Linked DNA regions of Homo sapiens: all the other regions are linked to region 1. Evidence: chromatin contacts called from ENCODE Hi-C or POLR2A ChIA-PET data. All regions are on one chromosome and are shown on one strand. The core of a region is the stretch at or near the end of the contact, and the rest is flanking DNA. Distances in the headings are between cores, read along the strand shown.

The links. A loop is a pair of places that touch in the nucleus more often than their neighbours do. ChIA-PET counts read pairs that join two places held with the same protein, here RNA polymerase II (POLR2A). Pooled maps may share reads with other maps.
Region 2: a map of gastrocnemius medialis shows a loop between it and region 1 (6-fold over the local background). The contact joins the promoter of USP2 here to the promoter of BCL9L in region 1. A Hi-C loop is called at or near these places in 7 of 168 maps with a recorded cell type or tissue (Right ventricle myocardium inferior, cardiac septum, gastrocnemius medialis and 2 more) and 9 of 50 pooled maps. POLR2A ChIA-PET finds 5 or more read pairs at or near these places in 1 of 52 experiments (activated CD4-positive, alpha-beta T cell).
Region 3: a loop to region 1 is called in a map of PC-9, with 5 times the contacts of the local background. The contact joins the promoter of RNF26 here to the promoter of BCL9L in region 1. A Hi-C loop is called at or near these places in 6 of 168 maps with a recorded cell type or tissue (GM12878, IMR-90, K562 and 3 more), 21 of 37 single-sample maps with no recorded cell type and 16 of 50 pooled maps. POLR2A ChIA-PET finds 5 or more read pairs at or near these places in 6 of 52 experiments (A549, BJ, HCT116 and 3 more).
Region 4: a loop to region 1 is called in a map of ascending aorta, with 4 times the contacts of the local background. The contact joins the promoter of MCAM here to the promoter of BCL9L in region 1. A Hi-C loop is called at or near these places in 14 of 168 maps with a recorded cell type or tissue (GM12878, K562, PC-9 and 11 more), 17 of 37 single-sample maps with no recorded cell type and 25 of 50 pooled maps. POLR2A ChIA-PET finds 5 or more read pairs at or near these places in 3 of 52 experiments (OCI-LY7, PC-9 and WTC11).
Region 5: a loop to region 1 is called in a map with no recorded cell type, with 7 times the contacts of the local background. The contact joins the enhancer-like site here to the promoter of BCL9L in region 1. A Hi-C loop is called at or near these places in 6 of 37 single-sample maps with no recorded cell type and 3 of 50 pooled maps. POLR2A ChIA-PET finds 5 or more read pairs at or near these places in 1 of 52 experiments (activated T-cell).
Region 6: a map of endothelial cell of umbilical vein shows a loop between it and region 1 (3-fold over the local background). The contact joins the enhancer-like site here to the promoter of BCL9L in region 1. A Hi-C loop is called at or near these places in 11 of 168 maps with a recorded cell type or tissue (CD8-positive, alpha-beta T cell, Caco-2, PC-9 and 8 more) and 17 of 50 pooled maps. POLR2A ChIA-PET finds 5 or more read pairs at or near these places in 12 of 52 experiments (A673, BJ, CD4-positive, alpha-beta T cell and 8 more).
Region 7: a pooled map shows a loop between it and region 1 (3-fold over the local background). The contact joins the promoter of DRC12 here to the promoter of BCL9L in region 1. A Hi-C loop is called at or near these places in 4 of 168 maps with a recorded cell type or tissue (CD14-positive monocyte, K562, PC-9 and 1 more), 6 of 37 single-sample maps with no recorded cell type and 14 of 50 pooled maps. POLR2A ChIA-PET finds 5 or more read pairs at or near these places in 2 of 52 experiments (A673 and naive thymus-derived CD4-positive, alpha-beta T cell).

The regions. Positions count from the first base shown.
Region 1 is chr11:118,924,149-118,927,396 of GRCh38, forward strand. BCL9L (BCL9 like) reads right to left here and starts at 1,778. Exons shown (of 10, transcript NM_001378213.1): 1 at 1,090-1,778. RefSeq lists enhancers at 1-266, 495-564, 936-1,437 and silencers at 1,633-1,682, 1,883-2,022, 2,843-2,902.
Region 2 is chr11:119,379,900-119,383,147 of GRCh38, forward strand. It overlaps USP2 (ubiquitin specific peptidase 2), which reads right to left and starts at 1,791. Exons shown (of 13, transcript NM_004205.5): 1 at 1,574-1,791. It overlaps USP2-AS1 (USP2 antisense RNA 1), which reads left to right and starts at 1,879. Exons shown (of 4, transcript NR_034160.1): 1 at 1,879-2,009. RefSeq lists an enhancer at 869-1,858.
Region 3 is chr11:119,333,010-119,336,257 of GRCh38, forward strand. It overlaps RNF26 (ring finger protein 26), which reads left to right and starts at 1,518. Exons shown (of 1, transcript NM_032015.5): 1 at 1,518-3,248. The coding sequence starts at 2,114. RefSeq lists an enhancer at 1,160-2,051.
Region 4 is chr11:119,315,422-119,318,669 of GRCh38, forward strand. MCAM (melanoma cell adhesion molecule) reads right to left here and starts at 1,709. Exons shown (of 16, transcript NM_006500.3): 1 at 1,614-1,709. The coding sequence starts at 1,680. RefSeq lists an enhancer at 1-395 and a silencer at 1,988-2,047.
Region 5 is chr11:119,258,386-119,261,633 of GRCh38, forward strand. All of the region lies in intron 2 of CBL (Cbl proto-oncogene), which reads left to right. Among named protein-coding and RNA genes, the nearest start is that of MIR6756, 53 kb to the right of the region's middle. RefSeq lists an enhancer at 2,233-2,292. Within about 2 kb of position 1,731, at least 4 of the 41 ENCODE cell types and tissues checked have a DNase peak (open chromatin) inside an H3K27ac peak, as active enhancers do.
Region 6 is chr11:118,613,806-118,617,053 of GRCh38, forward strand. It overlaps PHLDB1 (pleckstrin homology like domain family B member 1), which reads left to right. Exons shown (of 23, transcript NM_001144758.3): 2 at 11-91; 3 at 754-877; 4 at 2,236-2,406. The coding sequence starts at 32. Among named protein-coding and RNA genes, the nearest start is that of PHLDB1, 7.8 kb to the left of the region's middle. RefSeq lists enhancers at 1,646-2,163, 2,164-2,680. Within about 2 kb of position 1,671, at least 2 of the 41 ENCODE cell types and tissues checked have a DNase peak (open chromatin) inside an H3K27ac peak, as active enhancers do; they include A673, where a contact is called at or near this core.
Region 7 is chr11:119,194,030-119,197,277 of GRCh38, forward strand. DRC12 (dynein regulatory complex subunit 12 homolog) reads right to left here and starts at 1,812. Exons shown (of 7, transcript NM_001145018.3): 1 at 1,770-1,812; 2 at 1,395-1,470; 3 at 894-965. The coding sequence starts at 1,458.

The sequences.
Region 1 (3,248 bases), core at 528-3,027:
CAGCAGCAGAGTTGGAGCAGATACAGGGCACAGTCAGCTTTCACACTAAACCAAGGCTGGGAGTGAGGGCAGAAGATCCAGGGAGGCTTGGAACCCCTTTGTGAGGGCTCAAACACACGCCCAGTTCACCTCTCTCAGAGCAACACTTTTTCTCCTCGCAGCAGAGGTTCCCCCAGACACAGACACAGACACAGACACACACCCCAAGCAGTAGACAGAAAGAGAAGGGAGAGAGGGGGTGTCAGAAAAACCCGGAAGGAAGGAAGCTGGACAGACAGACAGTAGCTGATCCTAGCTTCATTGCTCCAGAGAGACACCCTCCAGACTCCTAGACTTCAAGGGACACTATCCTTCTCAGAAGGAGAGAGCAGCCCTCTGTCTCTTCTGAAACCAAATTCCAGCAGCCCTGGAATAGGACCTACCCCAGCGCAACAAGAAGCCTAAGCTCACTTCTCTTCCTACATTCTTCCCCGAGGGTTCCTTTGGATCAAGACAGGGGCCACCTCCCCTTAGCAGCGCAGGGACACTTCCAAGGAACTGTATGACTGCCCCACCCCCCAGCCAAGCCCACATCACTCAGAAGCCTTGGAAGAAGAGACTCCTCAGTCACAGCCCCCGCTACTCACAGGCAGTGCCTGGGAGAAAAGGGTGACCCCCAGCTCTCCCCAGTCCCAACCCACCTCCTTCTGGAGGCTCCTATCAGCCAGAGGAGGAGGGCTGGGGTGCTGAGACCCACGGGGTTGGTGAGCCTGGGAGGGGGACTACATCTCCCAGAAGCCCCCAGGGCAAGGTTCGCTGCTCCAGCTGGCCCAAGGCCGGCCTTGTTCTCTGCGCTAGGGTGGCAGGGTCCCCTGGCTGTCCCTAAGCCCTCCCCACGGTGTTCTGGAGCTGCCAACCTGATTGGGGGCTTAAGAGTAGCCTCCACTGACCCTGGGGGAGTCCCCCACACCTTAAACAGCCTGGGGGTACGTGCCAGAGAGCAAGAGACAATCAGACTGTGTTTCCCCTCCCCGATTCAAACTGGATCTCCCTCCTCGCGCCTCTGCTGGCCTGGCATGACTTTCGCCTTGCCCCCAGCCCACCCCTCACCTCACGCGGATTGGGGGGTCCTCACGCCAGGCCGGAGCTGGACGCCATGACCAGGTCAGGGTCGTTGTGTGGATGGGGGTCCTCCTGCTCGCCAGTTGGAGATGCAGAGGGGGCGGGCAGGCGGTGATCTTTTGATCCTGGACGCCTTGATCTCAATACCAGCCCGGCCCGGGAGAGGCTATCCGGGGATCGCTGGGTGCCTGGGTTCCTGCCTCCCAACCGCGGAGCATGGTCGCGGGCGCCGGGCAGTGGCGGGAGAGCGCGCACACCCGCCGGGGCCGGGGCGCGGGGCCGGGGTCTCGGCCCCGAACCTCAGGGCTCCGGCTCCTGCTCCTGCTCCTCCTTCCCTTGCTTGCTTGCTTGCTTCCTTCCTTCCTTCCTCGCCTCTCCTTTCCTTTCCCCAAAGCCCGCGGGAATGCCGGGCGCTGGGTGGGGAGGGGCTGTCTGGGCGCTTATTGTTGGTCGGACTCCGAGGGTCCGGGTCACAGCCCCCGGGCGGCGCGGCGCCGGGGGACCCAGGCGTGCGGGCGTCCGGCCGGCTGGCTCCGGGCGGCGGCGGTGGTGCAGCGGCCCCGGGTCCGGGGCATGTCCAGCCACTGGCTCCGCCGCGCGCCGCCGCCTCCCCGGGCTCCCCTGCGCTGCCGGAGCCTCGCTTGCCCCTCCACTCGGCTCCACTCCCCAGCCTGAATAAGCATCGGGGCTCTCTGGCTGCCTCCTTCTGCCTTCATACCAGAGCCCGGAGAGGCCCCTGTCAAAATAAGAGCTCCCCCATCTCGCTTGCCTCCTCGCCCAACCCGGCTCCCCCAGCCTCCCAGTGGTCTGACTCGGTAAGGCGCCCGGCCGGCTAGCGGGAGGCAGGTTGGCCCGGGGGCGGGGAGGGGGGTTTCTGCTCTCCTCCTCACTCCTGAGAACTGGGGAGGAGACGCGCCAACAACATCCCAGGCTAGGGAAAGGTTTGACAAACCTACCTTCCTATCTGCACTGATTGGAAGGAGTGGAAGTTGCCTGGACACACGCGCGCGCACACACACACACACACACAGCACTGGGTCCCCTCTTCGTTGTACCCACCCACATCCATAATGCACTGAGCATCTCTTTATTCATGTCTCTCCTAGTAGACCATGAGGTCCTTGAGGACACAGACTGAGTTTTTTCATCTCAATCCTCAGCAGCACAAAGTGCATGCTAAGAAAATGTTTGTGGAAGTGAAACCTTTGTCTTCTCAAAAGAACTCTCCTAACCTAACCTCAAAGTGCTTCTCTCTCTCTCTCTCTCTCTCACACACACACACACACACACACACACTCTCACCACCCTATAGGACGATCGAGGCAATGAAAAAGAAAATGTAAAGCCCTTTTTTTTTTTTGAGATGGAGTTTCGCTCTTGTTGCCCAGGCTGGAGTGCAAAGGCGCGGTCTCAGCTCACTGTAACCTCTGCCTTCTGGGTTAAAGCGATTCTCCTGCCTGAACCTCCCAAGTAGCTGGGATTGCAGGCACCTGCCACCATGCCCGGCTAATTTTGTATTTTTAGTAGAGACAGCGTTTCACCATGTCGGCCAGGCTGGTCTCGAACTACTGACCTCAGGTGATCAACCTGCCTTGGCCTCCCAAAGTGCTGGGATTACAGGCGTGAGCCACCGCGCCCGGCCCAAAGCGCTTTTTAAAAACATTTCACATGTTTCAATGCTCACCACAAACCTGCAAGAAAGAGGTTATGGTCCCATTACAGAGGTGAGGAAATTGAGGTTTGCATTACCTAAGGACTTACCCAGAGCTACCCAGCTAGAAAGTGGTAAGCCCAGGACTAGAATTTGGGTCTCCTTATCCCAGGGCACTTTCCCTGTTTCCTACTGTCCCCACCCACCCAGAATTAATAGCAAGTGACAAGCATTGACTGTGTCTGATAGGAAGAACACTAGCCAGCCTGCTTGTTCCTGCTGTTTCCTCGGCCCTCTCCCCTGCCCCTCCTCACAGATGGTCCCCAGATAGTTCTAGCCTCACTGACCTCCCTCTCTTCTGACCACCTATCCCATCATAGCATCTGAGTACTTCCTGATGTGTTGTATCTTGTCACACACACACACACACATATATATATACACACACACACCCCTATATATGTATAGGTGTATGCACACACACACATATATATAT
Region 2 (3,248 bases), core at 541-3,040, 460 kb after region 1:
GGGAAGTGTTCCTTTCTCTTTTTTTTTTTTTTTTTTTGAGACGGAGTCTCCGTCGCCCAGGCTGCAGTGCAGTGGCGCGATCTTGGCTCACTGCAAGCTCCGCATCCTGGGTTCACGCCATTCTCCTGCCTCAGCCTCCCGAGTAGCTGGGACTACAGGCTCCCGCCAGCACGCCCGGCTAATTTTTTTGTAATTTTAGTAGAGATGGGGTTTCACCGTGTTAGCCAGGATGGTCTCGATTTCCTGACCTTGTGATCCGCCCGCCTTGGCCTCCCAAAGTGCTGGGATTACTGCACTTTGAGCCACTGCTCCCGGCCGGAAGTGTGCCTTTCTAATGCCAGAGAACAGTCCCTTGGTTTTCTGAACTGACCATGTCCCATAACTGGGAAGGGCAAACAAGGCTTGCCATCTTCCTAGACGTCCAGTCCACCAAGCAGAGAAAGGCCAAGCCCATCTGGGCTCCTTCCCCCTTTGCCTAGAAAAATACGGCAAGTGCAGCTTCCCCCAGGCCACCAGGAGAATGCTTGGCCCCTCTGGGGTGGTTCCACTCTACCTGTGGGAGGGCTCAGGATTCCAGGGCCACAGAGCCGGGCTGGGCAGGGTCACAAGAGGAAGGAACGGGGTTCTTAGCCTCTCTGGCCTTGGTGCACTTGTCTGCTCCCAGGACGTTTCTCGATGGCTCTCCCCGAGGACTGGGAGTACCCAGCCTGGTGCCTCCACCCTGTCTTAGCACAGGCTACTGACTCAGCCCAGGTCCTAATGATGCACTTCAGAGGACGCCCTCATTCCAGTCCTCATTCTGACTCCAGTCTGACATGCATCTACAGCATCAAAGGAGGGGGCCTGCCTCGACCTTAGCCCAATCAGCTCTCCTTTCCTCTGCTTTACGGGGGTCCATCTGGGGGATGTTCTCATGCCCATTCCAGGGGAGGTGAGCAGCCCCTACCACTACCTCCAGCTCAGTCCCATTCTAAAGGCAGCCAGGTCAGGAGGTAGGATGTTCACTCTTCAGGGAAGGGCTAGAATGGGTTGGCTAGGGCTTCCCTTGACTGTTGAGAAGTTGCTCTCTCCGGAGCACCGCGTGCCTGCTTCTGGTTTGGGACTGGTGAGAATTTCAAAGCTGCCTCTTTCTGGTTTGGGATTGGTGGAAAATCTCCCCTTCCGCTTAATTGTTGCCCAACCCCCGCCCCTAACCCCCTTTAGCAAACTGACCGGGGAGCTTTAAGAGCAGCGAGTGAGCTGCACGCACACGTGGGGAGGGGGTTTGTCAGTGTCGCTCAGGCCACATACCACCGATATACACGGGGCACAGCGAGGAGGACCCGCCAAAGCAGCATTTCCTTAGAATACACTGATCAGCACACAGTTGGCTCTTCCTGGCACCCTGGGCTGTCAGCAGGCAGCCCTCACACAACTGGCAGACACAGCTGGAGCGTCCCTGCACAGCCGGCTCTCTCCCTATATTTCTAGTGTCCACTCTGCCCAGAATGTCGTGGACACCTTACTTTCTGAGCTCCAAACCGGCACTGATCCCCGAATCCCCCCTCCCGGATCCCCGACAGGTGGCACGTACCTGCCTCTTCTTGGAGTATGGACGAGTCGAACCGGGCACAAGCATGGAGCTGCGGGTGAGTCCCGGCTGGCGCTGGCGCGGCGCAGTGAGCACCAGCTGACGAAGAGGGCTCCCCGGCCTCGGCTCCTGCCTGACTCTCTCCCACCTCCGCCGGGGGCCCAGAAGGGACCTCCCCGGGAAATCGGCGCCACCCAGCGGGCAGCCGCCTCATCGCGCCTGGGCCGGCAGAGCCACACCCCGCGTCTCGCGTCACTGAGTCGCGTCACGGCTATTGGCTTGTTCCTACTGTGGCGTCATTAGAGCCCGGCCTCCGGCTGGGGCCACCCAGGCAACCGATATACACAGAGAACCACGTGGAGGAAAAGCACGCGAGTTTGGAGCGGGTGGAGCAGGAACAGAGGTGGACTGGAATGTCACACGACGGGGCAGCTGGAAGGTATTGGGAAAGAAGAGGCGTCATGGGAGAAGGCTCGGAACTTGAGCCCTGGGGCGTATCAACTTTCAGTTTTTAGGGAAGGCTAAACGTCCCCCACTCCCCTTCTCACTGGGCTGGGGGAGGTCCTGTTCCTCAGCCTCTTCTCTTTTTCTCTGCTGTCAAAGACACTCTCCGCTCATTTTACTTTCATGGGACCAGTGATTAGTGATGAATGCCTGAGTGGGTAAACGGAGGCACTGAGTCAATGAAAGAATTCTCTTTGGTCTTTTCAAGAAAAAGCCGAGACAAAACTTGAATTTTTGCTGCTCCCATTCCTTTTATGTAACCTTCTCCCGACTCCCCCGATGTTGATGAGGAAAATCGCACAACCAGGTAGCTGGGTACCAAGGCGAATCCAGGTTTTCAACTTCAGCTGCTCCATCAACCCTTGCAGCTGCCGTTAACTCCTCCCATCTTCACCATAGATCTCTCTCTCCATCGCTACTCTCCTCAAGTCCTTCCTTCTCTTCTATTTCCCAGAGAAATCAGACGCAATCAAGAGGGGAATTCTTAAATTTCTACCTACAAACATGTCTGAATCCATTCTTATCAGGAGCAGTGAAAGAGGCACCCCTGTTCTTGTCCAAGGCACGATTCCCTTCTTGATTTCAACTCTTGTTTTGTTTTTGTTTTTGTTTTTTGTTTTTTTGAGACGGAGTGTCGTCGCTCTTGTTGCCAAGGCTGGAGTGCAATGGCGCGATCTCAGCTCACTGCAACCTCCAGGTTCAAGCAATTCTGCCTCAGCCTCCCAAGTAGCTGGGATTACAGGCGTGCGCCACCACGCCAGGCCGATTTTTTTTTTATAGAGTCTTGCTCTGTTGTCCAGGCTGGAGTGCAATGGCATAATCTCGGCTCACTGCAACCTCCTCCTCCCGGGTTCAAGTGATTCTTGTGCCTCAGCCTCCCCCGAGTAGCTGGGATTACAGGAGCCCACCACCACGCCTGGCTAATTTTTGAATTTTTAGTAGAGACAGGGTTTCACCGTGTTGGTCAGGCTGGTCTTGAACTCCTGACCTCAGGTGATCCACCAGCCTCAGACCCCCAAAGTGCTGGGATTACAGGTGTGAGCCACTGCACCCGGCCCCAGCTAATTTTTTGTATTTAGTAGAGATGGGGTTTCACCATGTTATATTTCCTTAGGGCCCTCATTCCATCACTTCATTTTACAGATGGATATTGGACATGCCAGTCACTCTTCTA
Region 3 (3,248 bases), core at 268-2,767, 410 kb after region 1:
GGAGGAAGTGGTGTCAAGTGCTGGAGGAAGATTGATTAATAACAACATAGTGTTCACTGGACAAATAAGATCCCTTAAGAGGAGATGGTACGGGCGATGGGATCAACTGTCTTGAAAGGGAGGTGGGCACATTCTCCAAGATTTGACACTGGCGGGAGGATGCGAGTAGGAAAATAAAAACATCAGCAACACATCACAACACAACAAACCATAACCTGGCCAGGGCCTGAGAGCAGGGAGAGAGAAAGGGTAGGAAGAAGCCAGAGGAGTTTCAGCGACTGCAGTCCTTCCTCTGCACTATAGCGTACCCCTACCACGATCCCAAGGCCTCAGTAAAGGTTTGCTGCACACCTCAGCTTCTTATCAGTGATGCTTTGGAGAATGAAGGACTCTGAGGCAGTGTTCAGGGCAGACTGAAGGAGGACGGACACTTTCAGGAGCCCAGGAGTGGAGATGGAGAATTCAACTCAAGTAGGAAATTCAGCAAAGGTGACCAGGGGAAAGATAAGTCCACTAGGAGTCTGCTAAGCATCCTTGGAGTTAGTAGAAAACGCCAGGATTCCCAATATATTTGGGATGGGGTTTCAAATATATTTTGACTATTGTTTGAGTATTAAAGAAAAGGGCAGGGCCGGGCTTGGTGGCTCACGCCTGTAATCTCAGCACTTTGGGAGGCCGAGGCGGGTGGATCACGAGGTTCAGGAGTTCGAGGCCAGCCTGGCCAACATGGTGAAACCTCGTCTCTACTAAAAATACAAAAATTAGCCGGGTGAGGTGGTGGGCACCTGTACTACCCGGGAGGCTGAGGCAGGAGAATCGCTTGAACCCGGGAGGCAGAGGTTGCAGTGAGCCGAGATCGCGCCACTGCACTCTAGGGTAGGAAGGCCCAGGGTAGGAAGCTGAGCGGTTTCTAAATCTGTAGCCCCTTTTTCTCAATGACAATGAAGTAATCTTCCGAGATGTTGAAAAACCTGGTGAGGAAAGTTTGGAATAGCAGTTTGGGAATCCCCTGTAATAATCTGCTTTCCCTTGTGAACAGCAGGCACTGTCTTAAAATTTTTTTGTATCCTCAATGCACTGTAGGAGTTCAATAAATGATAGAATAGATGAATAAATAGAAGAGAATGAGGAGACGGATCTGGGCAGGCTGCGAAGGCGGTGCTATTCCAAAGCCCAGCCCAGAGGCAGTGACCTCCGACCCAAGCCAAAAAAAAAACCTCGCGTTCAGAGGCCGGGAGAAAGAACAGCTCCCAAATTGAGGGGAGTCCAAGACCCTGCTCTTTTAGAGGGTGGGGCTAGGAGAGCGTATTTCGACGCTGCCCGCCAACGAACCAATCCCCGCCTAAAGGGGGAGGGGATTTAATCTGTCGCCTCTCCTTCCCTTTGGAAAGTAAATACGTTCGGGCGCCATTCAAACGGACCAATGAGTGATCGACGTTTTTGTGGTTGGCCTTCACCGATTGGCTGGAGTTTGTCGTCCCTCCCTCCTCGTCACGCCTCTGGCTCCACCCCTTTGCACACAAGATGGCGGCGCCCAGCGGAGTAGGGGCTGCGCTTGGGGTTTGCTGAAGCTGGCTGCCTCTCCCACTCCCCTTTTGGGTGCAAAGCGCCGCTAGCGGGAAGACGGGGGCCGGGCGGGGACAGGGGCACCTGCGTAGCTGGACTGAGAGCCTGCGCCCAGCTTACATCGACCCCACCCGGCCCCGGCCCGACCCGACGCGACCCGATCCGATCCGATCCCATTCCATCCGTTCCTCGTCTCCTCCCGGTCTGACCCGTTGCCCGGCCGTGGTTCGCCACACCAGGCATCCAAAGCTGAGGTCGCTCCTACGGCCTGGGCTCGCCTTCGCTTTAGAGATGTTTGGCCTCTTCCCTCCCAAACAGCCCATCTTCAAAACCTGGACTCTTGGACTGGCACCTGGCCACCTTTCCCTCTACCAAGACTCCACTTCCGTCTTACCCACTTCTTCCTCAGATTCTTGGTACCCCCTGGGTTGGAGACTGCTCATTTTCCTTCCAAATTAATCCCAGACCCCCTAAAATATTGACAACCTTGACAACCCCCCAACCGAGGAGCCAGACTTTGTTTTGGACTAACTTCCATAGCCCTATCATGGAGGCAGTGTACCTGGTAGTGAATGGGTTGGGCCTGGTGCTGGACGTGCTGACCTTGGTGTTGGACCTCAACTTCCTGCTGGTGTCCTCCCTCCTGGCTTCCCTGGCCTGGCTCCTGGCCTTCGTCTACAACCTGCCGCACACGGTACTGACTAGTCTTCTGCACTTGGGCCGCGGAGTCTTGCTTTCATTGCTGGCCTTGATCGAAGCCGTGGTCCGGTTCACATGTGGGGGCTTGCAGGCCTTGTGTACTCTGCTGTATAGCTGCTGCTCTGGCCTAGAGAGCCTAAAGCTCCTGGGGCACCTGGCCTCTCATGGGGCACTGCGGAGCAGGGAGATACTGCACCGGGGCGTCCTCAATGTGGTCTCCAGTGGCCATGCTTTGCTGCGCCAGGCCTGTGACATCTGTGCCATTGCCATGAGCCTGGTGGCTTATGTGATCAACAGCCTGGTCAACATCTGCCTCATCGGCACTCAGAACCTCTTTTCCCTGGTGCTGGCCCTGTGGGATGCAGTGACCGGGCCTCTGTGGAGGATGACGGACGTAGTGGCTGCCTTCCTAGCCCACATTTCCAGCAGTGCTGTGGCCATGGCCATCCTCCTTTGGACACCCTGCCAACTAGCCCTGGAGCTGCTGGCCTCAGCTGCCCGCCTCCTGGCCAGCTTTGTGCTTGTCAATCTCACTGGCTTGGTGTTGCTAGCTTGTGTGCTGGCAGTGACGGTGACTGTGTTGCATCCGGACTTCACCCTGAGGCTGGCTACCCAGGCACTCAGCCAGCTCCATGCCCGGCCATCCTACCACCGTCTTCGAGAGGATGTCATGCGGCTCTCTCGCCTAGCACTGGGCTCAGAGGCCTGGCGCCGAGTCTGGAGCCGCAGTCTGCAGCTGGCGAGTTGGCCAAACCGGGGAGGGGCACCTGGAGCTCCCCAGGGTGACCCTATGAGGGTATTCTCAGTTAGGACCCGGAGACAGGACACTCTTCCTGAAGCGGGGCGCAGATCAGAGGCAGAAGAGGAGGAGGCCAGGACCATCAGAGTGACACCTGTCAGGGGCCGAGAGAGGCTCAATGAGGAGGAGCCTCCAGGTGGGCAAGACCCTTGGAAATTGCTGAAGGAGCAAGAGGAGCGGAAGA
Region 4 (3,248 bases), core at 459-2,958, 390 kb after region 1:
CCTGGGCCAGCCCTCTCCCCGTCCAGGAGATCCCAGGTCCTTGGAGCCAAGCAGAGATTGAGCAGAGACTGAGCACCGAACAGCTCCAGCTGAGGCTGGTAGAGGGGCAGAAAGGGGCAACCTAGGCTCGGGGCCAAGAGGAAGGCCCCTTTCCTTCCAGGCCCCCTCCTCTCCGGGTGAGCTCAGAGTGTGGGAATGCAAAGCATGTGCCAGGCTGGGGCACACAGGCCCTTTTGTGTCACCACCGCCAGGGGAAGACACCACTGCTCTATCCTCTGCCCTCCAAAATCCCTGCCCTCACTCCCCAGCGGGCTAACTCTGGCGGAAGTTCCGGTCTCATGCTCCCTCAGCAGCACCTCCATGAACACTCCGCACACACCCGCGGACCCCACCCTAGGTAGCTGGTAAGGATGGAGAGGTCAGAGTCTCCCCCAGGGGTCAGGGCAAGGGCCAGGCAGTGGGCAGGAGTGACGTCAGTGGTGCCAGCGTGCTGCCAGCCCTGTGAGGAGGTGATGTCACTCGACACCATCTGCCTGGGCTCTGGGATGCCTGGGTTGTTACCTTGGCTCTCGGACAAGGAGGGCAGGTGGAAGGTGGGGTCTCCAACCCAGAGCCTCAGACCCCTGACTCCTCCCAGAGCTAGAAGAGCAGGGCAGGGTGGAGCTGGACCGGCTGCAACTGTGGAGCCCGATTTAGCCCTTTCCCCAGAAATAAAGTCAGCCTGGGAGGCAGTAGCCTGGAATACCCCAGGGACATGGTTGGCACTGGGCATGAGGCCAGCGAGCTGGGTATTGCCTAGCCCTCCCCTTCCCCAGCCGGACAGCGGCTGGGACGGCGGAATGGGAGCCAAGAGAAACACGCGACACCGCTGCGGGCCATACAAGGGCAGCGTGGACCCGAGAGCGCCCTGCTACCAGGCGGATCCGGAGAAACGCTCCGAGGTGCCCGGGCGCACTTCCCACCTGAATGTGGTCCCCAAAATAAGCCAGCGGGCGCTTCCAGTATGGGAATCCTCCATCCCTCATCTCTGTCCCCTATGATCCCATCACTCGGGGAGGCGCGAGGCGACCCACACCGCCCCGCAACCCCTGCCAACGCCCAGCTCGGGCGGGAGCCGCCGAACCTCCCGCTCTCGCTCACCTCCAGCCTGGCGTGATGCCCAGGCAGAAGGGGGAAGGGGTGGGTCGGCGCACCCCCTCCAGCGAAGGAAGCTGCCTTTTCCAGCAACAGGCGGGCGCGGAATTCAGGCTTTGAGGATGCGCCCCAGCTGCGCCTCCTGCCCGGCTTCAATTGCGGGCCCCCAGAGTGAGCACCTCAGGGACCACCCACCCCCCAGCACCCCGAAAGGCTGAGCTCCACCCCTTCTCGTTCCCAGAAGCAGCCTCCTCCCCGCCTTCCGAGTGCTGCTCCCGGGATACTCTAGAATCCCGGCTGCAAACTGGCTGCAAAGAAGAGTTGCTCGCGCGCAAGGCGCCCGGGGATCGGGGACCCAGGGAGGAGGCTCGTCCTCCCAGACGCAACGCCCCGACCCCGCCGCGCCGCTGGCTCTGCTCCCTGGCACGCTCCACCGCAGACCCCTAGCCGGGGCGCGGCCCCCCTGCGAGCGAACTCACCCGCGACGCGAGGACAGCAGCAGCAGGCGGCGAGCAAGAAGGCGCAGACCAGCCTGGGAAGCCCCATGCTTCCCGGCCGGAGGGCGAGAGCCAAGTGAGCAGCTCGAGGCTGCCGGGGGCTGACGTCAGGGGGGCGGGGGAGGGGGCCCGGAGCGCCCGGGCCCGCCCCGCCCCGCGCAGCCCCCAGCCCCCGCCCCGCGCGCCGCAGCCCTAGGGGGCGGGCCCCGGCGCCGCCAGCCCGGGAGCTGCGCCTAGGAGCGCTGCCGGAGGTAGGCCAGAGCCGGACTCCCAGGCTCCTGGCTTGGGAAGGCTGAGGGGGTAGTGACAGGTGTCTCGGGGTCTGACTGGCCGAGGTGGCAGCGAGGAGAAGCTGTCCCGGATGCCCGGAGTCGCCCCGGGTCGAAGCCAGCCAGGCTCACCGCTGCTCAGCCCCTGCCAGCCAATGTAGCCCCTAGGGGACCTCCTGGGGGAGGAGCAGTAGCGGACCTGGTCCTCGGTGTCCCCAAGGGGCCTCCCACTTGGGCTCCCCTCCCTTGCCACAGAGAATTCAGGCCGGCCTCTATCGCTTCCCAGAACGATTGCACCACTGCCGCTGCCGCCGGCCTGACACTGCCTCAGCCTCAGTGCTGGCAGCTTTGGGAGAAGAACCCTGCGCCAGTCCCACAGACCCAGAAGTACCTGTATGGGGAGTGCAGACGATGCCTTCTGGGCTGTCCCTTCAAACGCAAGCTCCTGCAAGTCTAGCCTTTGACCAGAGAAAGGAAGGAGGGGGCTGAATTCGCAGGCCCAAGGTGTTCACACTTGTCCAGACCTGGGCCTTGAGAATCATGTTTCTTCCCTCTTCACTCTGGAGCCTACCCTGGAACTCAGTTTCCCCTCACCTAAGAGAAAGAAACAGGGAGAAGAAAGAGTTAATGGGCGAGGGTCCCCAGCCTGACCCTGCAAACCTGTTGCTGTTCCTGATGATTGAAAGGATCCCGGCAGCGCTGATCTTCCCCCACCCCATGTCTTCCCCAGCCCTATTGATTGTGGGTCCATAGCTGAGGGAAGAATCAAATCAGACCTGCTTGGGTGGGGAGCTCTGCAGCTCCCCTTCTCCCAAAACGCCGGCTTCTCCCTGGGTCTTCTGGCCTCTTGAACTAAGGCTCTAGGGAGGGGGAGGTGCTCTTGCCTCACTCTGACCCCAGCAGCCTGGCCTCAGAAAAGGGGTCCACATCTGCTGGCGCGCCTCCACCAGGGAGTGCCAAATAGGGGCCTGGATTTGGGTAGAGGTCTGTTGCCCAGCGGGGCCACCCCTTTGCTCGCTGGGGGAGGTGGAGGGTGAGCCAGCAAACCCTGGAGATGGCCAGGTGACTTGAGAGCATGCTCCGGGGTGGCGTTTTGATGACGCAGAGATGACTGGAAAACCACACCAGGCTTGTCTTTCAGAGCCTTCTCGACCCCTCCTCCAATGCCATTAGTCTCCAGCCAGAGGCTGTGCAGAGCCCAGGCCCACCGGGCCAGGGGCCTGGAGCCTGGAGCCTGCAGGGAGAACAAGAGGAGGACGCTGGCTCGCCCTCCAGAGTGAATGTATGGACTGGCCCCAGGCCCAGAGCTGACTAGATGAGAATGTTTTGTCTGCTGGGCTGGAGTGGG
Region 5 (3,248 bases), core at 481-2,980, 330 kb after region 1:
GCAGAGCAGGCACCATGGCCCGAGCAGGAGGAAGAATGAGGGAGGAGGTGCTACACACTTTCAAAGGACCAGATCTCCTGAGAACTCTATCACTGTATAGTACCAAGAGGGGATAGTGCTAAACCATTCATGAGAACTCTGCCCTCATGATCCAGTCACCTCCCACCAGGCGCCATCTCCAGCACTGGGGGATTACATTTCAACATGAGATTTAGGTGGGGACAGATCCAAACCATTCAATTGATCTATGTATCTTTCTTTATACCTGTACCATACTGTTTTGGTTACTATAGCCTTAATAGTATAATTTGATGTTGGGTAATGTCATGCCTTTAGATTTGTTATTTCTGTTTAGGATTGCTTTGGCTTTTCAGGCTCTTTTTTGGTTCCGTATGAATTTTAGGATTGTTGCTTTTAATTCTTTAAAAAATGATGTGGGTATTTTGTTAAGAATTGCATTGAATCTATCGATTGCTTTGGGCAGTATGGTCATTTTCACGATACTGATTCTTCCAGTCCCTGAGCACGAGATGTGTTTCCATTTGTTTGTGTATTCTGTGATTTCTTTCAGCAGTGTTTTGTCATTCTCCTTGTAGAGATCTTTCATCTCCTTGGTTAAATATATTCCTAGGTTTTTATGTGTTGTTTTCTTTCAGCTATTGTAAAAGGGATTGAGTTCTTGATTTGATTCTCAGGTTGGTCATTGTTGATGTGTAGCAGTGCTGCTGACTTGTATACGTTGATTTCGTAACCTGAGACTTAACTGAATTCACTTATCAAATCTAGTTGTCTTTTGGAGGAGTCTTCGGGGTTTTTTTTAGGTATGTGATGATATTATTGGCAAAACAGAGATAGCTTGACTTCCTCTTCCAATTTGGGTGCCCTTTCTTTCTCTTGCCTAATTGCTGTGCCTGGGTAAGTTGGTAGTCTTATGTGGCTTTAAGTTTCTTGTATTCTGCTTAAGATACATTTGTGATTTTTTTCTCCCATGTATTGTTTATTCTTATGTTTTTCCCCATTTATTGAATATACCTCTGCTTATTTGACAATACTGAAATTTTGTGTATTTACTTATATATTAGAGCCACTATGCAAAAGTAAACAGTATTTACTAAATTTATGTGAATTTAGTAAACACAGTAAATACTATTTACTTTTGCATAGGGGCTCTAATGTTCAAGTTCCATATAAATATAAATATTTCTGGTGGGAGAATTATGATAGATACCACTGGATGGGTGTTAGAACTCCCCAAAATTGATAATTTTTGAGGTGCTAAGATACTAAATGTGTTTTCATCAAGCTTATATAAAAGATACTGAGAAACAAAGATTGGGTCTCAAAGAGATGGCATTAGTTTCTGCCTTAGGTGAGAACAACTAAAAAATTGGCATCGTTTTCTTATAAATATAGCTCATTTGGGACATGGATTGTATTTCCAAATACCTGTCACATGGATTTATTCTGCCTTTTGTAGGAGAAACCTGTAATATTGTTCTTTTGTATCCTTCCGATTCTATCTCACTTACCTCCACACTCTTCTCAAAGGGGGAAACTCAGTTTCAGCTTGATTATCTTGTACAAGGGCACTAGCAAATGGACCGTTCCATTCCCAGAGATGCCAACAATCTTACACAGATTATTCACAAATCTGTTTTCCCAAGCTACCTGCTAGTTATACTCATGTTAGTATCTTCCCACACTCAAAATACCTGAACACTGAATGTATCCTCTTCATCAGCAAACCAACTTCCTCTTTCATGTCCCGTTACTGAGTTAGTACTGTATAATGTAGTGAGTAGTGATGATGAGCATGGATTGATTATTGGCTTAGCTTCTTTTTTTTTTTTTCTTTTTCTTTTCTTTTCTTTTTTTTTGAGATGGAGTGTCACTCTGTCGTTCAGACTGGATTTAGTGGTGCAATCTCGGCTCACTGCAACCTCCACCTCCTGGGTTCAATCAATTCTCCTGCCTCAGCCTCCCGAGTAGCTGCGACTACAGGCACGTGCCATCACGCCTGGCTAATTTTTGTATTTTTAGTAGAGATGGGGTTTTACCATGTTGACCAGGCTGGTCGGCTCAGCTTCTTTATGCCTAAATTGTCTCATCTGTAAAATGGGGATAATATTGGAATCTGATGGGATTGTAAGTGAGAATTAGTTAAATAACAAAATACGTAAAGTGCCTGGTACTTAGTAAGCCCTTAAAAAACATTAGCTTTTACATTATTACCAATATATTATTGGTAATACCCTAGGTTTATCTCCTCTCTTACTCAGTCATACTCTTGATTTTACTGCTGCAGTCTGTCTCAAATCTGTCTTTATTTTACTGCCCCTGTTACTTTTCTATCTCAGGCTCCCATTACTTTTCTACTGCACTACTATGCTGATTGATCTCTCTGCTTTCGCAGTTTCTTCTTTCATTCACCTTCTACATTGCTATCATTTTCGGTCTTAAAATGATCAGATATCACTCCCCAGTCCCAGATCCTTAATGACTCCCCACTGCACTGCATTTGTATTTTCTTTCACTTTGGCAGTTAAATCTCTACTTTTTTTTTTTTTTTTTTTTAATGGAGGCAAAGTCTCCAGGCTGGACACTACAACCTCTGCTTCCCAGGTTCAAGCGATTCTGATGCCTCAGCTATCCGAGTAGCTGGGATTACAGGTGTGCGCCACCACGCCTGGCTAATTTTTTGTATTTTTAGTAGAGATGGGGTTTTGCCATGTTGGCCAGGCTGGTCTCGAACTCCTGACCTCAGGTGAGCCGTCTGCCTTGGCCTCCCAAAGTGCTAGGATTACAGGCGTGAGCCACCGCGCCTGGCCTCTAGATTCTTTTCCATGGAACATTTATTGAAGATTTCTCTAGTTTTTGTCCCTTTTAATAGTCTTATATTCGGACAGAGAACATTCCATGTTCTTTCTCAAGTTTTGCAAAGCTTAGTATTAGCTACTCTGTTTATTTGTTCAGGGAAATGCTATGTTTAAATGGAAATCGATGTCTAAGTTACATACTCAGGAGTTAAATAATTAATGGTAACTAGATATAGACTTTCTACATATTTGATTAGATTCTATTAGTGCTGTCTCAGTATAATTTGTATCTGTATATTTTAAGTTGATTGCATTAGCTTTCTAAAAGGTGCTTGGTGGTGGTTGTCATTTGTTGAGGGAGAGGGTATGAGAAGTTTTAAAGATTTCAGCATTATCTTACTGATATGTTTGTATATGTCTTTAAGGAACTGG
Region 6 (3,248 bases), core at 421-2,920, 310 kb before region 1:
GTGTCCCTAGGAGCTCTGGAGCCTTAGGACCATGGACGCTCTCAATAGGAACCAAATAGGCCCTGGATGCCAGACCCAGACCATGGTGCAGGTGAGTGGGATCAGGGCTGTGAGGCAAGAGAGATATAATAGGGATGGGATCAGCTCTTCTACCCCCTTGTGGTCCCAGCCCAAGGATGAAAGGAGCAATTCTGTTCCTCTCTGCCCTTCCCCAGGTCCCAAGCCTATTAACAGCTCAGTCTTTATCTGAATCAGGTTAATTGGTTCACCCAGAAACTACCCATCGAAAGTCCGAAAGCAGTTTACAGATTGACCCTGGGCTGTATCACTCTCCTTGATCCATGCCTCTATCTTCCCTGTACTTGAGCTTAGCAGGGGCAAGCAATGGCCACGTGGATAGCCATGGACAAGTCTGCAGGGAGCTTGATTGGCCTTCCTCTACAGTACCCCTGCTGCTTATCCAATGCCACCCCCACCCCCCACCCCTTTCTCCTTGCTTCTGTTTTAATAGACAAAAGGCACAGTTAAGCCAAGACTTGCGATAAATCCAGTGGGATGAGTTAGTGGCCTAGATTCAGATCTAATTACAATTTAGTGGAATCATGCTCTGTGTAAGATTTTGTGCTAAGCCTTTCAGCACCCTCAGAGCCCTTCGGAGAGGGGCGAGGGCTGGAGAGAGTGCTGGTGTGACTGGTTTAGGGTGGTAAGGTGCTGAATCTAATGATGCTTGTCCTCCACCCGTACTACCTACAGAAAGGACCCTTGGACCTGATCGAGACAGGCAAAGGGCTGAAAGTGCAAACGGACAAACCCCACCTGGTGAGCCTGGGCAGTGGGCGACTCAGCACAGCCATCACCCTCCTGCCGCTGGAGGAAGGTAAGTGTGAACAGGGCATCTCACTCACCACCCCTCTATCCTTATAGGCATTCCTGCCCTGGAGGCCCACCTCCTGCATGTGTTGGGGCCCTTCTACTGTCTGCTGGTGCTCGCCTCCCCACACCACCAGCTTGCTTCCCTTGTCTCTGCCTCCCCAGACTGCCTGCCTTCCTTGGTAGATGATCTGGTTCCACGACTGGGCTTAAAGATCAGCTTAGAAACAAGGAGGAGAGGCCAGGTGTGGTGGCTCACGCCTGTTATCCCAGCACTTTGGGAGGCTGAGGCAGGCGGATCACGAGGTCAGGAGTTCTAGACCAGCCTGGCCAATATGGTGAAACCCCATCTCCACTACAAATACAAAAATTAGCCAGGCGTGGTGGCACGGGCCTGTAGTCCCAGCTACTCAGGAGGCTGAGGCAGAAGAATCGCTTGAACCCAGGAGACAGAGGTTGCAGTGAGCCGAGATCGTGCCACTGCACTCCAGCCTGGGCAACAGAGCGAGACTCTATCTCAAAAAAAAAAAAAAAAAAAAAAAAGAAGAAGAAAAGAAACCATGAAGAAAGCACTGAGAGAAACAGGAGAACACATTGCTCTTAGCAACCAATGTGGCCAAGAAGAAAAAGGGCCCCGCTCCAGGGCATTGTCTTGCATGGGAGGGTATACCATAGATGGAGAATGGAGAGATGGGAGTCAGGGCAAGATCTCCCAAGATGAGGCCCTGGCACAGCCCCCTTCACCTTTCAGCTTCTGCCCGCCCTCTCTACTCTCCTGGCTGCACTTGTTGCCTGGGTGATACTACATTCTCCACATTCTCCAAATACCAGTCCCAGGGGCTCTGTCAGCGGGAGGGGCTGTTCTTGCTGCAGTTAGGGGAGAGCCTGCACTGAAGAGAGAGGTTGCACTGAAGAGAGAGGTTAGCAAGGGAGACGAAGTGTTGCAGGTAGCAGAAGCGGGGGAGAGAAGAAGGAGAGAAAGGGAGATTTAGAAGAAATGAGGAGTAGGATGAAGGGGAAAAAGGATAAAGGACAATAGGGAGAGGCAGTTGGGGGAATAAGGGAAGATCTGCAGAAAAGCAGTCTTCCTTCTCCATCTGTGGAGTCTAGGTCCTACTGTGTGCTGTCTGGGTCTTCCCATCTCTGGGCCTCCCATTCTCAGGCAGAGTTTTCTCTGTTTGAGAACAGCGTCCATCACTTACTGTATAGACCAGGCTCAGGGGCCTAGTAGGGGTGGCCAGTGGTGGGCAGAGATTCTCCCTGGAGTAGGAGGTGGAAATATGTTTCCACTGTGGCCCTCCTTGCCCTGTCACTGCCTCCTCAGCCTGGACAACCCCTCTGATTCAGTTTGCCTCTTGTCTCCAGGGAGGACGGTGATTGGCTCTGCAGCCAGAGACATCTCACTACAGGGCCCAGGCCTGGCTCCAGAGCACTGCTACATCGAGAACCTGCGGGGCACCCTCACCCTCTACCCCTGTGGCAATGCCTGCACTATTGATGGGCTCCCTGTCCGGCAGCCTACCCGGCTCACTCAGGGTAAGGCTGGACACCTCCAGATGGAGGGGGCCTCTGTTTAAAGGCTTGTGTGTATTAGGCACAGGGGAGGCTGGCTGTGGTGGTTGCCATGGTAACTGCCTGAGTGACCATACTGGGAATGGAGTACTCAGGTGCATCTGGATGTGCCTAAACAACATCCCAAACCCTTTCAGCATCCAGACATGTTTTCAACCTGCTTTTCTTCTCTGGTCACCCCCAACCTGTCTCCACATACTATGGGGAGAGAAGAGGTTCTGATTCCCGCCATCAGAGGGCCTGGGGCATGATGGCGTTGTTAATGGTTGTTGGGGAAGAGCAATTGGAGCAGCAGTGAGAGGGTATCAATGGCATTGTTCCATGATGCCAAGAGGAAGTTGTTTTGAGAAGCTGGAGAGGAGGACAATACTTCCTGATGGGGATGGGGCAAGGGTAAATCTCAGGACATGCCTGCTCCTGTTACAAGACTGCTGACAGTAACTTTTGGGTCACGAATATAACCCAAAGCAATAGGCCATTCTGTTGTGTAAGGTAGCTCTAAAAACTAGGCCCCTGGCTAGGCATGGTGGCTCACGCCTACAATCCCAGCACTTTGGTAGGCCGAGGTGGGTGGATCACTTGAGGACAGGAGTTCGAGATCAGCCTGGACAACATGGTGAAACCCTGTCTCTACCCAAAATACAAAAATTAGCCACACGTGGTGGCACACGCCTGTAGTCCTAGCTACTCGGGAAGCTGAGATAGGAGAATCGCTTGAACCTGGGAGGCAGAGGTTGTAGTGAGCTGAGATGGCACCATTGCACTCCAGCCTGGGCAACAGAGCAAGACTCCGTCTCAAAAAATAA
Region 7 (3,248 bases), core at 562-3,061, 270 kb after region 1:
GTTTTTTATCCCTAGAGTCTCACAGGCTCCTCATTATTAAGAAGTAAAAACTCCCTCTATGTTCTTTTCGGATAGCCTGGCATGGTGGCTCATGCCTGTAATCCCAATATTTTGGGAGGCTTAGGTGGGAGAATTGCTTGAGGCCAGGAGTTTGAGACCTGCCTGGGCAACAGAGTGAGACCTTGTCTCTATAAAATAAATAGGGCCAGGCGCGGTGGCTCACGCCTGTAATCCCAGCACTTCGGGAGGCCAAGGCTGGTGGGACACAAGGTCAAGAGTTCGAGACCAGCCTGGCCAACATGGTGAAAACCCGTCTCTACTAAGAATACAAAAATTAGCCAGGTGTGGTGGCCACGTGCCTGTAATCCCAGCTACTCGGGAGGCTGAGGCAGGAGAATCGCTTGAACCTGGGAGGCAGAGGTTGCAGTGAGCCGAGATCACACCACTGCACTCCAGCCTGGGCGACAGAGCACAAGACTCTGTCTCAAAAAAAAAAAAAAAAAAAAAAAAAAAAAATAAATAAATAAAGTAGCCAGGCATGGTGGTGTGCACCTGTAATACCAGCTACTCGGGAGGCTGAGGCGGGAAGATTGTTGCGGCCCAGGAGTTAGAGATTACAGTGGACTATGACCATACCACTGCACTCCAGCCCGGGCAATAGAGCAAAATTCTGTCAAAAAAACCAAAAAAAACAAAAAACAAACAAACAAAAAAAACACCTTCCTTTATCAACTCTCACTGCCCACCCTCTCTCATCATCTTTTTCCACTAGGGGATGGTTAGGGTCAACTTAACCCCCCACCATACCTCCAACTCTCCAATCCCCCAGGATACAGAAATGCCCCATTTCACTTCCCCTGTTGCCCACCCATGCCAGCTTCTACCCTCCTTACCCAAGTGGTCTCGGAGCAGCTCCTTCTCCAGCACCACCAGCCTGTGCCTGGACTCGGCCACCACATCTGCACCTGCGGTGGCAAGTGGCAGAGCCTCAGCTCTTCATGATCTCAGCATTCCTCACTCTGCTCACATCCTCACCCCACACCCTGCACTTTTGCCACAGCAGACCTGAGGACCACTAAATGAGGTATCCACAGTGGCAGAGTCTACTGAAGTCAGCACCGTGTCCTCACCGACCAGCACATAACAGATATGCAAAATACACATGACAAATATATTAGGAAGGCACAGAGCTAGATGGGGCTTAAAGGAGAGCGTGGGTGACCATTTCCCCACTTCCTCAGCTCCCTGGATCTGGCTGTGAGGACATGAAAGAGGTAGGTCAAGAGAGCTCCATCCTGTCCTGCAGAAGGCTGAATTCTCTCTGGAGGAGCTCTGCGTGGTCTTCATGGCAGAACATGGAGAAGCAGGGGGCACCTCCACCCACCATGACTCACCCCAGTTCTTTTTCTTCTTCTGTGCCCCAGATTTCTTCCCTTTTTCTTTGTTTTTAGGTGGCATCTCCTTGCTGTCCTGGGAGAAGGAGGGGACCTTATGTTTAGGTCTGGACACAGGGATGCTTTCCTGAGCTTTAGACTGAACCAGGAGACTCTCCTGAGTCCAAATTTGTCTCTCATATCCTTCAGAAAAGTCAGTTCACAGTCTCTTTGGAACCTCAGACAGGGTTGGGGTCAGTGGGGAGGATGGAGTTTTTTCTCTCAACCAGGCTGACTCTGTACAGAAGTCATTCCTTGCAACTCTCTTTTAGAGAAACGAAATCCCTGTACCTGCTCCCCTCCCTCTTCCCATCATCCTCAACCCTCACTTCCTACCTGTAGGATCCTCTCCTGCCAGCGTTGGGGCTCCCCGTGGAGTGACCCACTCGTGGGGAGTGGCAGAGAGAAGGCCCAACTAGCGAGGAGCCTGAGGCGGGGCCTGGGTCCTGGGAGCCAATCCTTGGTGGCAAATTTCTCTTGAGGGCAGGACTGAGGGCTGGAAGGTTGGGTTTCCAGAGGCTGTATGTTGTCCAGGCAACTGGGAAACATGGAGTTCACAGGAAGGTGGAATGGGCTAAATCAGCTCACAAAGTTTAAAATATCAAGGTCTCAAAGGGTCAGTTCTTTCCTTATCCCAAAATCCTAAGTATAGTTTGAAAAGAAAGGGCTTTGGAGGTCGATTAGTTATGATTCATTGCCATGTAGACATGGCCTGCAATTTGGAGACTTCCAAATTCAGATGTACACATCTGAGATAATATGTGGTGCTGATACAGAGGAAAAGGACTGACAGTAGCCATGTTGGACAACTGACATCCCGAGGTCCCACCAGCAAAATGACATTAGTAGGCTTAAAACTGAAGATCTAAGCTGGGGCGGTGGCTCGTGCCTATAATCCCAGCATTTTGAGAAGCTGAGGCAGGAGGATTACTTGAGGCCAGGAGTTCGAGACCAGCCTGGACAACACAGTGAGACCTCATTTCTACAAAAAAATTAAAAAATTAGCCTGGTGTGGTGGTGCACACCTGTAGTCTCAGCTACTTGGGAGGCTGAAGCAGGAGAATCACTTGAGCCTGGGAGGTTGAGGCAGCAGTGAGCTATGATTGCACCACTGCACTCCAGCCTGGATGACAGAGGGAGACCCTGTCTCAAACAAACAAAACTCCCAGACCACCGAAGATCCTCTTCAGTACACTGTAGAATGAGGGTAATAAGTGCAGGAATAGGTAGTCCAGGGAGTTTCCCACTTCAGAGAAATGAGACGCAGAGGAATAGTGGACCCATGGACTCTAGGGTACTGACCTAGAGGGATGCAAGTGTGGAGGAAAGAGCTCAGGTTAGAGACAAGACATGTGAGTTTGAGTCCCAACTGTGGATATGTAAACTGAGGCGAGCCATTTGACTTTGCTCAGCATCAGTTTCCTGATCTTTAATTGTTTGATTTTGCAGCTCTTGAAAAGCCTGTGTTTTAGCTGCGTGTTTACATGGCTATCTTCTCTCCTAGTGACTTAATCTATTGCTACATTTCCCCATTCCCTTGTGTGGTTGATTTTCAGACAGGTGTTGAGACATTGCTTTGTGAGGCTCCCTGTAGCATAGAGTTGGTTGGGGCTCCCTCTAGTGGACTTGTTTGACCTTCTCCTGAGTTTCCTACATTTTTGCTTTTAAATTATTTACTGGGCAACAGTGGGGGTGACTCCCTTTGGGGATACTTCTTAGCGTCCTGTTTGAGCCAGGAGTGGCTGGAAGAATTAACATTGGGGAGAGAGTATGATGGGTGGCCCTCCCTTGTCAGGCAGCCCTCACTTTCCCTCC